2 separate regions of the Homo sapiens genome follow, and region 1 is linked to region 2. A link is a contact called in ENCODE Hi-C or POLR2A ChIA-PET data. All regions are on one chromosome and are shown on one strand. The core of a region is the stretch at or near the end of the contact, and the rest is flanking DNA. Distances in the headings are between cores, read along the strand shown. Region 1 overlaps SCN8A (sodium voltage-gated channel alpha subunit 8). Region 2 overlaps SCN8A (sodium voltage-gated channel alpha subunit 8).

The links. Hi-C counts contacts between places; a loop is a spot of excess contacts on that map. ChIA-PET counts read pairs that join two places held with the same protein, here RNA polymerase II (POLR2A).
Region 1: a map of PC-3 shows a loop between it and region 2 (2.6-fold over the local background). The contact joins two enhancer-like sites. A Hi-C loop is called at or near these places in 3 of 168 maps with a recorded cell type or tissue (CD8-positive, alpha-beta T cell, Caco-2 and PC-3). POLR2A ChIA-PET finds 5 or more read pairs at or near these places in 2 of 52 experiments (GM12878 and MCF 10A).

The regions. Positions count from the first base shown.
Region 1 is chr12:51,682,608-51,685,307 of GRCh38, reverse strand. It overlaps SCN8A (sodium voltage-gated channel alpha subunit 8), which reads right to left. Exons shown (of 27, transcript NM_001330260.2): 3 at 1,016-1,134. Among named protein-coding and RNA genes, the nearest start is that of SCN8A, 93 kb to the right of the region's middle. Within about 2 kb of position 1,312, at least 4 of the 41 ENCODE cell types and tissues checked have a DNase peak (open chromatin) inside an H3K27ac peak, as active enhancers do; they include PC-3, where a contact is called at or near this core.
Region 2 is chr12:51,635,347-51,638,046 of GRCh38, reverse strand. The region is part of intron 1 of SCN8A (sodium voltage-gated channel alpha subunit 8); the gene reads right to left. Among named protein-coding and RNA genes, the nearest start is that of SCN8A, 45 kb to the right of the region's middle. Within about 2 kb of position 1,291, at least 2 of the 41 ENCODE cell types and tissues checked have a DNase peak (open chromatin) inside an H3K27ac peak, as active enhancers do; they include PC-3, where a contact is called at or near this core.

The sequences.
Region 1 (2,700 bases), core at 63-2,562, 47 kb before region 2:
TTCTTACAGCTGGATTTTTTTTTCTTCATTACAGCTGGATTTGTCTTCATGCTTTTTGGAACCAGAAGAGAAAAAACACTCCATCTTCTGATCCAACAGAAAGGAAGAAGTCCACTGTGAATTATTTATTTCCTTATAAACTTTCAGGTTTCAGAAGTGTGTTGCTTCTAAACTACAGATTTCACAACCATGTTGCTAAATTCTCAAGAGTTAATAAAATGTGGCAAAAGCTTCTAAACCAATTCACCAAGTTGCCACTGCTGGCTTCCTCATCCTACTTGGAGGATACAGTAATCTTCGAAGCATGGGACTACATGCTGTTAAATATCGACCAGCCATGGAAGTTTCAAGCCACCATGCAACATCACTAAATCCATCAAATAATTTTTCATTTGCCACATGCACTCTCATATGTTAATAAGGTGTAACTCAGGCCACTTGAATAAATTGGCATTTTTCTATTTAAGGTGAGTAAAAATACCAGAAAAAATTCCTATTTATCCTACAATCTGCATCTAAACCTCTGTAACAAGGAGGTTATTTCATCTGAGAACTATCTCACTTTCTAAGCTCACTGCTCAAAAAATTTTTTAAAAATTCAAAGCTGATTTCTAAAGCATTCATCCAACTATTTGTAACTCAAGAAGGACTTTCAAAAACCTCTAATAATGGCTTTTAATATATTAAGCTGAATAGTTGGCCACAGAAAGAAATCACTGAAGTCTGAGTACTAAATAAAGTTAAGACTTCAACAAAGGTTATTTTAATTTGTCCATACAATGATACCAAACAAAATTTCAGATTCCCACAATATCATCCTAAGAAAAAAAATAATAATTTGCTGAAGCTTAGCTTGGGATGTGGCAGGAGTTCACTCTTAAACCTCTGACTGATGGGCTAGTTAACTACACTATCAGTAAAAAACTTAACATATAATCCAGTTGTCAAATATTGGAAAGGTAAACAAGCAACCATGCAATTGCCGCACTCACTCCACATTTGCCGAAAAGGATATGAATGTATCAAAATTTTAATAGCTATTCTTCTTATCAGGTTAAAAGGACTTAAAATGTACAAGGCAGGCGTGGCACTAAATCTGAAGAGAGTTTTCCCTCTGTTTAATACTACAAAGGTCTGTGGAGAAAGAAAGAGAGAGAAATTATTAAAGCATGGGTATGAGTCACCACATGAAACAATGATTTCTAGGTAAGGAATACATAAACTCAAAAGTCTTTAATACTTTTTACTTCCCAACTTGGTTTTTAAACAAGCAAACTTAACACAATGTTTGCCCCACCTCCCTCCCTCTGCCCTGCCCAGATTATAATACAAATAGCTGATGCAATCTTGGCAGTTTTACAGAATAAACTTGTTTCTTTCAGAAACAGGCCATTTGAATCATACCTAAGCTTCTATGCCAGCTCTGTACACGATACTGAAGTTCATTAATTTAGGATTCATTCACTCAACAAATATTGACTGGACACCTACTATGTGTCAGACAGTGTTCTAGGTGCTTGGGAATGGTCAGTGAACAAGATAGTCTTGGCCCGAAGAGTTTAAATTCTAGTGGGAAAGACAGACAATAAATAAAAACTGTAATGAATGAGTAAATCATATAGGCTGTGCTACACAGAAGATGACAAGTGCTATGGGAAAAGGAGGAAGAACAGGGAGAGGAAGATCAAGAATGCTGGAGTCAGGGGATGGGTGAATAAAGAGGCAACAGTTTTAAAGAGGTGGTCAGGATAAGCCTATTGAGAAGAGAGATTTCAGCAAAGACTGGAAGGAAGTGAGAAATGTTCTTCATTCAATCAATATTTACTTACCAATATTCAATCTGCTTTATATGGCTTTCAAGAGCCCCCAATATCAGCCTTGCCAAAATAATTAAATCATATTTCCCAGTATGAATGTTCCCATCTAGCCAAACTAGCTCATGTCCTCGGAACAGGTTCTCATAATTCATAACGTTGGCCTTTGTTTATGTGGCTCATTCTACCCAGAATGCCCTGTGTTCTGAATTCAATTGAATTAAAATATTTTTGAGCATCTATTCTGTGCCAAGCATTGTGCTAATTACCAGGACACAACACTGAATAAAACTGTACTTTTAGGGAAGACACATATGTGAGCTAGTAATTATGATGCAGGGTAAGTACAAAGTTCAATAACAAAAATATGCATAATGTATGAGAGGCAGCAGGAGGGAGAGATTTTTTTCCCCTTGGCTGGGAAATAAAAAAGAGAGTGAGCTGGGAAGTTCACAAAGGAAGGTAACTAATATTTGGAAGGGGCTTTAAAGGACAAACAAGAATTAAGAAAAATTAATTGGGCAGATTTAGTGAGAAGGGATGGAAAGGTAAGGGAACAAAAATCACATGTATGAAAGCATAGTAGCATGTAGCTGCAGGTTTTTTTTAGGGAATTGACCAGTAATTCAGTGTTGATGGAGAATAAAATAGGGAAGAGGGAGAGCAGACTGTGAAGCTGAGAGATGCAAGGGCCTACTAGACTGCAAGTTCCTAAGGAGACAGGCCAGTGGCAGATACACAGTCCTAACATCTCACTGTGTGAGTGAAAGAGCAAATGGCCAAATAAATGCTAGTCATTTTAAGTAGTTTTTTATTTTTAAATTTTGGAGCAATGCATGATCATAATTTTTTTAAAAGAAAAAAGGAACATAAGACCAAGTTCCAT
Region 2 (2,700 bases), core at 42-2,541:
GAGTAGATCTAGTATAATTCTTAAGAGGCCATTAATTACCATTTTCAGAATGGTAAATAAGCGCTGGCTTCCACTTAAAGTCACCAGCTGCATTAGCTCCTAACAGGAGAGTCAGCCTGTCCTTTGAAACTCTGAAGCCAGGAATTGACTTCTCCTCTCTAGCTATGAAAGTCCTAGATGGCATCTTCTTCCAATAGAAGGTTGTTTCTCTACATTCAAAATCCATTGTTTAGTATGGTCACCGTCATCAATTAATGATCTTAGCTAGATCTTCTGGATAACTTACTGTAGCTTCTCCATCAGCGCTTGCTCCTTCATCTTATACTGTCATGTTCTGGAGATGACTTCTTTGCTTAAATCTCTTGAACCAACCTGTGCTAGCTTCCAATTTTTCTCCTGCAGCTTCCTCACCTCCCTCAGCTTTCATAGAATTGGAGAGAATTAGGGCCTTGCTCTGGATTGGGCGTTGGCTTAAGGAAATGTTGTGGCTAGTACGATCTTCTATCCAGACCATTCGAACTTTCTCCATATCAGCATTAAGGCTGTTCCATTTTCTTATTATTTGTGTGTTCACTAGAGTAGCACTTTTAATTTCCTTCAAGAACTGCTCCTTTGCATTAACAACTTGGTTAACTGGCACAAGTGGCCTAGCTTTTGGCCTAAGTTGGCTTTTGATATGCCTTCCTCACTAAGTTTAATCATTTCTAGCCTTTAAGGTGACAGATGTGCAACTCTTCCTTTTACTTGAACACTAAGAGGCCATGTAAGGCTATTAGTTGGCCTAATTTCAATATTGTTGTGTCTCAGGGAAAAGAGAGGCCTGAGGAGAGGGAGAGAGATGGGGGAACAGCTGGTCAGTGGAGCAGTCAGAACACACATAACATTTATTAAGTTCCCTGTCATATGAGTGTGGTTCATGGCACCCCAGAACAATTACAATAGTAACAACAAAGATCACTGATCGCCATAACAGATGTAATAATGAAAAAAATTGAAATATTGCAAAAATTACCAAAATGTGACACAGAGACACAAAGTGAGCATATGCTTCTGGAAAAAATGGTCCCGACAGACTTGCTCAATCAATGCAGGTTTGGCACAAACTTACAATTTGTAAAAAAATGCAGTATCTGCAAATTACAATAAAGCAAAGCCCAATAAAATGAGGTATGCCTGTATCGTTTTATATTTATGTATTTCATTTTGCTTACTTGGTTATAAGTGCCTTAAGGCAAAAAGTATGCTTATTAATCATCACATACTCCACAATGCCTTGCATTGCATCATGCTTTGCCCTGAAAGAGGAACACAGTAGGCCACTGGATAGTTGTTTGTGGCATAAATGAAAGAATGGTATCCAGCTATTGTCTTAAGAAAGACAATGTTGAAACTGGGAAGCAAATTGATTTTAATATCTCTTAAATAACAGACCCAGCGGTTTTGAGGTCTTCAATATCCAAGGAAACCAGAGCTCATGCCAAATAAACTATATAAGTAAATTTCTGTTCTCCACCTTTCTACACACCCATAGTTTAGGATCTCTGCAATAAAAGTTAAATGATGATTTGGGAGTATGACATTTGTTGTCAATAAAATGGAGCACCTTCTTGGGCTAAAGTTACCATGCCTTCATTCAGATTACTAGGTGGAAGATGGTGATGGGCCAACAGGCTGACTTACTCCAGATACAAACAGCGACATAATGAGTTGAGGCATTCTATAAAGATTGTATTATTAAAAAACAAATACTCGGCCAGGCGCTGTGGTTCACGCATGTAATCCCAGCACTTTGGGAGGCCGAGGCAGGCGGATCACGAGGTCAGGAGATCAAGACCACCCCAACTAACATGGTGAAACCCCGTCTCTACTAAAAATAGAAAAAAAATTAGCCAGGCGTGGTGGCGGGTTCCTGTAGTCCTACCTACTTGGGAGGCTGAGGCAGGAGAATGGCGTGAACCTAGGAGGCAGAGCTTGCAATGAGCCCAGATGGCGCCATTGCACTCCAGCCTGGGCGACAGAGCGAGATTGCGTCTCAAAACAAACAAACAAAAACAAAAACTCTGGGTGTAGTAGTTATCTTTGGGGAAAGGCAGTGATTAGGAGAAGTTGGGTGGGCTTCTGGGTTGCTGTGCACTGAAAATTTATGAAGCTATACAGTCATTGCATTTTTCTATACGTATGTTAAAAAATGAATACTGATAAAACATACCTAATATTAAGAAATCATATCATTTAAGGCCAGATTTAAAAACAACACTTAAAATCATATAAAATGAAGGAGGAACCACCTTAAACTTTTTAAATATTATTTATCTCTATCTTGGGTGTACTTTCTTTATTTCCCCATTTTCTCATTCATTATTTCTAGTAAGGCACCAGCATCTAAAGCTCTGGCTTTTCACTTTTCCACTTAAGAGTTCCAGAGAGAATTACTCACATCTTATTACTCAGCCTAATTACCATTCTTGTATCTATGAGTGAAAAAAACCTAGTTTAAAGTTTCCCATCAAATGGCTCCATTTCCAGAATGTCCCCTTCAGTTGTGACCTTTCGTTCATTCATTCATTCATTCATTCAAGAATTATTTACCAGTGCCTTCTATGTGTCAGACATTGTGCTAGGTCCTGGCACTGATTCAATGATGAACAAAATACCTACATCTCATCCTTGTGGAGCTTAAACTCCAGCAGAGATAGATGG